Regions from separate parts of the Mus musculus genome. Here region 2 is linked to region 1. Evidence: chromatin contacts called from ENCODE Hi-C data. All regions are on one chromosome and are shown on one strand. Each heading gives the region's core, a stretch centred on a gene start or an enhancer-like site at or near the end of the contact. The rest is flanking DNA. Distances are from core to core; before and after follow the strand shown. Region 1 overlaps Npas2 (neuronal PAS domain protein 2). Region 2 overlaps Npas2 (neuronal PAS domain protein 2).

Region 1 (5,335 bases), core at 1,177-3,676:
TCTGTGAAGATCTTCCCAAAACACTTACATATTTCGTTTAAAAGAAAATGTCAAATTGCAAGATCAGGGTCTTAGGGAAAATCAGGTATTAAGAATCAAATAATAACATCAATTTGTTTACTCGGAAAGACTATCTAAGAATAGAAAGCCGGTCGCGTCTCTGCAGGTGAGAGTGTCTCTGAAGGTGAGATCCTTCTTGCAATTGGGCCCTGGACCTGGAAAATGAAGATGGGGGGAAGCAAGCAGAGCCCAGAGCTCTCTCAGCAGCTTGCTGACCTCCTCAATGCCGAGACCCCTTAACGTAGTTCCTTGTGTCACTATGATATAAACGTATCCCGTTGCTTCTTCATAACTGTAATTTTGCTGTTATGGATTTTAATGTAACTATCTGATATGTAACGCCCACAAGAGGTCACAACCCCACAGGTTGAGACCCACTGGCTTATCGGCTGGTGGGGATGAGGGAACATTAAATGGACAACTGTAGAATGTTACCTGTGGCGAGAAGCTTGATCCTGTCTGGGGCAGAGGAAGTAACATGTAAGCTGAGACTTGAGTTGTGGAGAGGGGCAAGAAGACTTTTGCCAGCAGAAAAGAAAACATGTTTATAATCCTTCCAAGGTCTGGAGGGACAAGTCACTGGTTATGAGCTCCTCCGAGGGACCCAGTTCAGTTCCTAGTTACCATGTACCTAGTACCCAGCTCACAACGGTCTGTTAGGTCCAGCTCTAGGGGATCTGACTCCCTCTTCTGGTCTGAAATGTTACCTGCACTCAGTACACAAACCACATACACATGCTTTAAAAAAAAAAACAACTTAAAATAGTTGTTATCAAAGAAAGAAAAAGTGACATAAGGGACAGTTGAGTTATAGGAGTCTGATGTCCCTTTCAGTGATTTGTGCCAAAGATGTTTTGGGTCAGTGGCCAAGGTCAGCTGGTCGGGGGAACATTTTTTGTTCTGAATTCTTTCATGTTTAAGGAACCAAGAACAGGACAACTTACTTCTTTCTACCCTCCACGGGAACCCCCGGTATGTAGGATCACATTTACCTTATGGTTTCCATTCAGGTCCGTGTCACTGATTTTCATTAAACCATCTGACATTAGATCCCACTGATGGTGCCTAAGGGCAGGCAGCTAGCCTGTGTGTCTGCGCATGGTTCTCAAAATGGAAAGCTAAATTAGGACAGGATTTGCTTCTGACCTCAGATCCCACTGGGATGTTCCATCGTGTCCCTAGGAGATCCAACGTCCAGCATCTACCTTGTATTCTGTTATCTTGTCTTCAGTCTCTTCATGACCTAAACAGTTGGAAGAGTAACCAGTCATTGCTTCATAGGGTGGCTTTTGCTTGGGGTTTGTCTGTTGTGCGCTGCTGAGTTAGAGTGGATTAAAGTCCTTGCGGCAGGAATATCAGAAGGCTGTAGTGTATTCAAAGACCATGTACTTGGCTGGTGCCCTGGCTGGAGGTGATAATTTTGCTCACCGGACTGAAGCAGTATCTGCCAAGTTTTCCCGTGGAACTCCTCTCCTGATGCGTCAAAGGCTATATAAAGACACTATTTCTCACTTAACCTTGTCACTAGCTAGTATCCTTTGATACTTCTTATTTGAAGCACCATGACTATAGTGATTGCCCAATGGTCAATTTCTAATCCCATCTTCCTCTCACGTGTTTCATAAACTGGAAGTCCACTTGAAGAATGAGTTCAGTGTCTACCATAACCATCCATCCATCCATCCATCCATCTATCTACTTCTTTAAGTCACTGTGTATGGATGGATCCCTGTGTTGTTCTGTAAGTTATAATTACAGCTTTGATGCTCTGCTTGCCCCTTCCTTGGACAGTAAGAATCCTTCTCAGCTGACTTCTGATTCATCCTTGTTGCTCTTTGAACCTATACAGTTTTCTCTAATCTATCCTTGCTCCAGCCCTTGAGCCTGCCTGGCTCCCTTCAGCAAAGAGTTGTATACCTGAGGATGCTGAGCTAGAGGGTAGCTAGCCAGGGAGGTATTTCAAATATTTGACTGTTGCTGCCTCGGAGGATTTGTTGAAGACAGAAACAGACTCCTAGGAAGCTTGGCTAGGGTGCAGGACTGAAGCTAGGGCTGAGAGTGATGGTGTAGGAGAAAAATGCAGACGCCTGTAAGGTAGGTAGAAAGCTAAAAAACCAGCAGAGCAGTGATGGGTGGAAAACAGCAGTGGGGTGTGGAGACAAGAGATACAGAGAAGGAAGGAGCAGGTTTTGACAGGAGTGATTCAGATTTCTAGTTTGGGCCTGTGATCCTTGCAGGTAGCCAGGTCATGATGGGAGGGGCAGTGGGCACAGGAACCTGGGCTTTTGCTTATTGTGAAGAAGGACCAAGCCTTCTTGCCCCCAGGTTTTAAATCAGCTCCTCCTGAATAGCGAGTGCTGCAGAGTTGTACTCCCTTTGCTTTCTTTATTCAGTACTTGGCAAATACTTGGCATTTCACAGCAGATTTTAAAGCCCCGGGGCCTATTTTCTGGCTGTAGCCCTTGATGTGTTTATCAGGAAAGAGGAATATAAATAGATTAGTTTCTGGTAGCATCCTGTGGTTACCTAACTCCAGTACACTTGGGAAGGCATCGAGCTGCATTTGTCACATTTCATATGTGTGTTCGGTGACCTCTGCAGGTGCTAAGAACACATGCATACGTGTATTCATACGTAGCATTAAAACTGTTTGCTATCAAAGGTACATAACAAAATTAAGACTAGTGGAGTTATTAGAATCAGACTCAGGAGTGACTGGAGAGATGGTTCAGCCGTTAAGAGCACTAACTGATCTTCCAGAGGACCTATTTTTGATTCCCAGCATCTACATGGTGGCTTACAACCTTCTGTAACTACAGAAGGCACTGTGTACATGGTACACAGCCATATAGGTGTGGGTAGAACCACTCATAACCACACAATGAAAGTAAATACAAATCTTTGAAAAGTAAAACATGCCAAAGGCTAGAAGGATGGCTCAGTAATCAAGAGCACTTACTGTTTTTCCAAAGGACGCAAGCCCTGTCTCCAGCGCCCACTGCAGGTGGCTCACAGCAGCTCTGTAACCCCATCTTTAGAAGATTCAACGCCCCCTTCTGGCTCCCCTGAGCACTGCACTCATGTGCACAAATACACAAAGACATGCACATATGCATACATTCAAAAAAGAGTCTTCAGTGGGCTGAAGAGATGACTCAAGAGTCAAGAGTATCTGCTAGTGTGGCAGGGGACCTGGATTCAATTCCTAGCACCCACATGATAGCTCACAAGCCTCCCTAACTCCAGTTCTCCAGTTCTGGGATATTCAGCTGACCTCCATGGCCACCACACCTGCATGTGGTGCCCCTACATACATGTAAGCAAGCAAAGCAGTAATAACCAGACAATAACATAAATAAATCTAACAAAACTATTTTTAAAATCTCCAAACAGGGATCTCTTGTCAACCACTGTACATAAAAATATATTAATTAAAGTCCATAACAGATACTACCACCACCGCATTTTCACAACTCAGTGGACAGACAGAAGGATTCACCTCAATCCAGGAAGGTGCTATGGCTTGAATATGTTAGAATGTGCCCCCCCACACACACACAGTACTGTATGCTAGAATACAGTAGAGTAATGTTGTTGTAGAACCTTTAGGAAGTCACATACAGTGGAAGGTGGTTGGGTCATGGTGACGTTATCCTTGGAGGAAATTCATGATGGCCTCAAGGAGAGACTCAGCTCTTCCAAGAGTCGGTTGCCTTTTCTTTTTAAACCAAAGTTACCTCTCACGCTTAGTTTCATCTGCAGACAAATGGTTCATTTTTCTGCTCGTCATTCATACCGCGACCTAGCTGGGAATAGTTCATTAGATGCTGAATAGATGGGGCCACCTAACCTTGGACTTTCAGATTCCAAAACTCAGCTGAATAACTCTCTCTTCTTTATAAACCATCCAGATGGGGGTATTTTGCTATAACACCAGAAAATGGACTAATACACAGGACCAAAGCCAGAACCGCTACTGAGTCAATACATCATTCATGAACACATAGTGGTTCAGTCATAAGACCGCTTCTCAGACTAAAAGAGAGACATTTGGCTTCCACGCATCCGGTTCTGTCCTCTCCGTGGACGTAGATTTGTTTGTTTTGGGGTGATGCTTACTGAATTTCTTTTCCTTCTAAATCAGAAACAGCTGATGTTAATCATGTTGTTTTCAGATTCCATTCTTGACGCCGATCTACAGTGGGAGTGTTTGATGTCCCTTGGCTTCATTTTTATTTTAAATCAAAGACTGCCACTGACCCTGCCCCTACAGTGTAGGATGTGTAGACAATGGCCAGTGAGTAGCCAGGACTGCTCCCATGTATGGCTGTGGCTGGGACCGAGCTGTGTGTAGGTTATGACAACCCTACCCGACTCTTACCACACGCATAGGCCTTTTGGCCTTGTGCTTGTTTGAATCAAGGCTTTATGTGGAAAGGTGCAGGTGACAGTCACTCCAAATGAGATCTTCCTTGTATGGACTCACTGTGTGTACCTCCAGCTTCTGTCCTCGTCATACTAGAAACATCAGCTCTTTAGGACTCTGCTTACCTTACCTGTTGGCAGCATTCATAACAGCTTATGCAGAGCCCTCTGCAGTGAGCAAGGTCTTGGGTTCACTTCTCTATCAGGGAGCACAACCCACACAGAGCAGTGTAGTGGTGCTTGGGGAGGGGGTGTGAAATGATGGCAGAGCCCAGTTGTTCGGGTGATCTGGTACCCTGAAAAGCCTCCTTGGAAATGGCATGCACCCCCCCTTCCAAACAAGAGAGCAAGCAAAAGAGTTTAACTTTCAGCAAGACTGACACAGCATGGTGAACAGTCACCATGAGCACATAAGTGCTGCATGAGCAGAAAGTCACTTTAATGTCTGCCATTCAGGGTCCAAAAAACTAACCACAGCTGCCAAATTGAGCTTCCCCACAGCTTGATGGTTCATTGGTCAGATGGTTTGGTGAGCACCCCGTGTGGCTACTCTCAAGCCCTTTTTCTCAATTACTGATTGTATTGAGGGGGAAGAGGGGAAGAGAGAGAGAAAGAGGAGGAGGGGGAGGAGGAGGAGGGGGAGGCGAAGAGGGGAAGGGGAAGGAGAGGGAGATGGAGAGACTGCCAGGCAGAGAACCTCCTATCTGGCTGTACTACCCACACACTATACCCTGTGTTCGATGCTCTGTTTGCTTTTCTCAGTATATGAAACCCATCAGTAACTTCTGCTGCGGAAATGCCTTTAATGGGTCAGGATGATATGTGAATGACTTTAAATAGTGTTTCCATT
Region 2 (5,335 bases), core at 1,911-4,410, 100 kb after region 1:
CCCACAACCCTCCCCAAGAGTATTAGATAGTATGGTAACAGTCCCTTAAAGTATGATGCTACCAGGAAAATAAGCAATATTTGGTGCTGTCTCCTACAGTGTTTGAATTTTAGTTGTAAGTTTTGGGGGAAAGGTCACTTTTACATTAGTGCATACTTCATACAGAGTCTGCTGTTTCTCCTCCTAGTGATGCAGTTTGGCAAAGGGAAGTCGTGCTGTTACCGGTTTCTAACCAAAGGGCAGCAGTGGATTTGGTTGCAAACCCACTACTACATCACCTACCACCAATGGAACTCCAAGCCTGAGTTCATCGTATGCACACACTCAGTGGTCAGGTACTGAGTAGCCTGGGCCTCTGGGAGGTGTCTGGGAAGGTGGGTGAGGTTCCCCCAGGGATAGGGAAGGACCAGGGGCCACCTTAAGTACACCCTGTATGAGAGGAGAAATTCCGGCTGGCATCTGCAGCAAGCTGGACAGTCAGAACTCAGCCCCTGCCCAGGTAGACACCCCTCTCCTCCAGGCCTGGAACTTCCTGTGAGTTCTCAGTCAAACCCGTTTGAAAGCTGCCAGGATATTACTTAGTGAGTTCCTGCTTCAGTGACCTACTTACATATTTTTCCCTCATCTCTCTCCAGCCCCCAGCTTTTCCTTGTTGCTGTTTTTGAGAGGAAAATTAAAATGTTGTCACCAAATAACTCAAACACATACTTCTTTTTTTTTTTGTTGTTTTTCTTTAAGGCAAAAAAAAAAAAAAAAACAAAAAACAAAAAACAAAAAACAAAAAACCCTGCTGGCAACTGAGATAGTATTAAGAGAACATCTGGGCTGCCTGTAGGAAACTGGCCCTAGGGGTCCCTAGCAACTTTGGGGAGCCCTCAGTTCAGTATGGATAAGCAGGGAGTCAAAGGGTAACAATATATCCGAATAGCATAGATGTATCCCCTGTGGGTTCCCAGCTCTCAGAGGTAAAGGGAAGTGGCCGTTCCCCCTCCATCCCAGCACAGACACACCATGACAACTAGCTGACCTGAGGCTGGTTTAGAAGAAAGACTTTGTGCCCAGCACAGTGGCATGCTCCTATAATCCTAGCATGAGAAGCTGAGTCAGGAGGATCTCCAGTTTGAGGCCAGCCTGGGCTGAAGGTGAGACCATGTCTTGGAAAAACAAATTAATAAAATAATAAATAGCCCATCCTTCTATCAAGTAGATTTTACATCCATATATGGCTAATCACTGATGGAAAGTATTTTAAATTAAATTCATATTAAAGATAGACAAGCATTTTTTTCTTCTCACTCTTTGTAAAGAGCATAGTATAGCAGCTATGTGCAAAGCATTTACATTGTATTGCACTGTGTGTTAAAAGGAAACTACCTGTGTGTGAAGTTTGCAAGAGGGTGATTGCAATGCTACCCCGTTTTATATTAGGGACTTGAGCTTCTATAGAGGGATAATATGTATTTGTATGTGTATGTATATATGCATATATGCCTATATATGTATGTATATGTGTATGTGTGTATATGTATATATGTATATTATGTATATGTGTGTATGCTTATATATGTATGTATATGTATATATGTATGTATATGTGTATGTGTGTATATGTATATTATGTATATGTGTATATGTGTGTATGCTTATATATGTATGTATATGTGTGTATGTGTGTATATGTATATGTTACATATACATATATGTGTAACACATATGAAGATTGGCACACGTCTCTGCATATATAAATGTGCATTAGTAGGAGGAGAATAGGGAAGCACTGGCCTTTCTCAGCCATTGACTACATCTCATTTTATCACAACATGCACTCATGCTCAGACTCCTTCTTTGGTTCCCAGCCCATCCTCTTGGGTTTTCTCAGTCAGTGGCTCGTGGCCTGTGGCCTTGTGGCTAGTAGTCGTTCATTGCCTCTCAGACTGTGTCTTTTCCAGTGGGCTGCTCAGTCTCTCAGAGAGGATGCATGACACCCTTGCTCTCTCCTTCCTCCCGCATCGTAGGAAGAAGCTAGGTCTGGGAGAGCATGAGGACTGAGCCGAGGAGATAAACCAGGGCTCAGACACTCCAGGCTCTCATCCCAGGCTCCTCCTAATCCTGCGACTGCACCATAGAGTTATCTACAGTAGACAAAGTGGGTCCCTAGACTCAGCAGTGGCCTGGGACTGTCTAGGTCTTGGTTTGTTTCTTTGTATATACATAATGAACATGTTTGAAGCACAGGTTTCTGTTTTGTTTTGTTTTGTTTTTTTGGTTTGGTGGGGGTTTTTTGGGTTGTTTTTGTTTTTGTTTTGTTTTTGTTTTGTTTTTGTTTTTGTTTTTGTTTTTCGAGACAGGGTTTCTCTTTATAGCCCTGGCTGTCCTGGAACTCATTTTGTAGACCAGGCTAGCCTTGAACTCAGAAATCTGCCTTCCTCTGCCTCCTGAGTGCTGGAATTAAAGGCGTGCACCACCACGCCTGGCCTGAAGCACACTTTTTAATTCTTTACAAGCAGAAGCTTAGCAACAAACAAAAGTATATCTTAAAAGCTAACGTATCTGTAGATTTCAGGTAATAAAGGGATAGAGAACAGAGGGGAGAGAAATAAACCCAGGCCAGAACTGAAAATAGCTGGTACATAATATTAAAATCTTTGCAAGGCAATTAGGCAGGAATGAGACTCGGTCCTCTGAGCAGGTCACAGATGGGCTTCCTTGGGCCACACATTCTATGAGTAGGTTTTATATAGAAAGCTCCATGTGTCCCCATGGGCATTGCCTTCCTGGAATGTCCAGGCTTCACAGTGGTTTCTCTTTTCTGAGCAGTTACGCAGATGTTCGAGTGGAAAGGAGACAGGAGCTGGCTCTGGAAGACCCACCCACAGAGGCCATGCACCCCTCTGCAGTGAAGGTGAGTTCATCCCTGCTAGAGGGAAGGGCTAAGCAGTGGCACCTCCCATGGGTGGTGCCATCTATCCCATTCTGATAGATACCAGGCTAGCAAGGATGGATTCATCTGGACTAAGCCCTCGCTGGAGACCCATAGCTCTCCCGATAGCTTGTGGGTGTTTGCTCATTTGCCTTCCAGGATGGTCCCGTGAGGTAGATGCTGTGTGCTCTCTCCCTTCCCTCCGATGAGCATGGAAGCATGGGTACTCAAGGACAGGCTTGTAAAAAGCTGGCTCAAAAACAGCCTCTGGACTCAAGGAATGGCTTGGCAACTTCCCAGCCTTCCAATGATGGCTATAAAAAGCCACAGATAAAGTGCCAGAGAGCAATTCCATCACCCACTAGAGTGTGGAACAATCCAAGGCCTACATCCCTCTCTTAGACTAAGCTTTATTGTATTGCTTCCAATTATTAGCCTGTGCCCCCTGCACTCCCCAGCTTTGATCTTGCTTTATGGTACTAGGAGTGCAATCCATGTGAAGCTACCGCCCCATCCCTCCCTGTAGTTTCTGACTAGGTGTCACAAGATTTTAGTTAGTAGCCACCTTAGCATCAGCTTTGTCAGGAATGCCGATGTAAAAAGGATCCTTCAGTCCACCAATCCCACCACCTCCTTCCTTTCTCTACCCTGAGTTCTCTGGTCCCATCTGTCCAGACTTTTCCTCACACAGTGCCAAGAAACTATGAAGGCCAGAGCCTTGGGTCTCAAAGGTCATTTATACAACAAGTAGAAACATTATAAGATTAAAAAAAAAGAAGAAGAAGAAAAGAAAGAAAGCTAAGAATGTCCTATGCTAAGAAATTATCAGCTAGATGAGCCTGCGTTCTTTCAAGAAAGCAAGTGCTGCCAGTCAATCTATGAAATAAGGATTTCTTTTCATCAATTGTGGATAAACCCTTTTTTGGGGGATATGTTGAAAGCTGGGTGAATGCTTGGCAGCAGAGTCGTTCAAGTTCTAGGGTGTCCAGAAACTTAGATTCCGGAATCTGACCAGAGGCTTTGCAGCAGCCTGCCAGCCTATCTGTGATCAATAGAAACATCTGTCATCCCTTGTGGATGAAATTGGGAGGAAGGAAAAATCACCCTCAAGGATCAGAGAGCCCTGTCTACAGAGGCTCACCTGATCTCTGTAAGTGTTCCCCACCCATCCTTACCTGAATGGCTGCCATCACTTAGTGAAATGTCTGCTTCCCACATCACACTCTGTCACAGTGTCGGGTCAGAGAATGGAATTCAGCTAGCGTTAGACAGGTGTTAGACACACCATACATCAACCACAGAGTAATATAATATGTACCCATCAGCGAAACAGAAATGTGTCTCTCTCTCGGGTTTCTGTGTGAAAAGGTAACACCTCCTTTTGAAGTGAAACCTCTATGATGTTGCCTCTCACTCTGTGGTGATCTTGTCTGAGGGACATTTAATGCTCCACTGACTGACATGTCTGTGAAATGCAGATTCCATTGTTGGCTGTGATATTCCATGCTAGCAGTGCCTGTGAATGAATGCCCCTCCGTGTGCATGCTCACTCCTGGGGCCAATTCTCTTGGCTGATCAGGAATATGTGATTCACTGTGGTATGGTGCAGTGACCCTTGGACCAGCCTTATCTAAGGAGATTGTCACTAAGCAAATGACATTTCCCACCACACATACAGGTGCATCCTGCCATCCTGTTTGACAGAAAAGATTGTAGGTCACATATCAGTCATGCCGGTCCTCTTTATGGGGGGCACGCACACACACACAGACATACACATGCATGCACATACATGTATACACACATACACACGTGCATATTCACACTCACATACACACACATGTATACACACTCACACACATACACATATTTACACTCACATAGATGTGCGCACGTGTGCATGCATACACACACACACACACAAACATACACATCATGGTAGCAACCGATCTAAAGTCAGAACAACACATGGACTCACATATGTGAAACTGAATACCCAAGTCAGTGGGTGGTCATTACACAATGGGTGCGGTAATTTCTCCCTTCTGGGTTGCCACAGGACTTAGGGGAATAAACACTGTGTTTTCTTCTTTGGCTTAAAAAAAAAATCATAACCTATTTGCATACACTATGACTCTTACGCCATAAAGGTTTGTAGCCTGTCCATCAAAGCTGCTTTCTCTCCCGTCATATCTTGTTTGGAGTAGACACGACCTGGAAGCCAGGACCAGATAAGAGTCAGATATCAAACAATGAGAGACCATAGCTTTTTACCCATGCAGAGAGCAAGTGTGCACGGCAGCAAAGGAAGAACCCTGTGATGGCCCAGTGCCCTGTATCTCATCGCCATGTTAACAAGCCATCACTAATGGTAGCCCTACTGCATTCTGATCTCTCATTTCAGAAAACTACAAT

What was found. Hi-C counts contacts between places; a loop is a spot of excess contacts on that map.
Region 2: a loop to region 1 is called in a map of mouse trophoblast stem cell, with 2.1 times the contacts of the local background. The contact joins two enhancer-like sites. A Hi-C loop is called at or near these places in 10 of 37 maps with a recorded cell type or tissue (T-helper 17 cell, adrenal gland, gastrocnemius and 3 more).

The regions. Positions count from the first base shown.
Region 1 is chr1:39,227,127-39,232,461 of GRCm38, forward strand. All of the region lies in intron 1 of Npas2 (neuronal PAS domain protein 2), which reads left to right. Among named protein-coding and RNA genes, the nearest start is that of Npas2, 36 kb to the left of the region's middle. Within about 2 kb of position 2,427, at least 1 of the 3 ENCODE cell types and tissues checked has a DNase peak (open chromatin) inside an H3K27ac peak, as active enhancers do.
Region 2 is chr1:39,328,120-39,333,454 of GRCm38, forward strand. Npas2 (neuronal PAS domain protein 2) reads left to right here. Exons shown (of 21, transcript NM_008719.2): 11 at 188-335; 12 at 2,818-2,902. Among named protein-coding and RNA genes, the nearest start is that of Rpl31, 37 kb to the right of the region's middle. Within about 2 kb of position 3,161, at least 1 of the 3 ENCODE cell types and tissues checked has a DNase peak (open chromatin) inside an H3K27ac peak, as active enhancers do.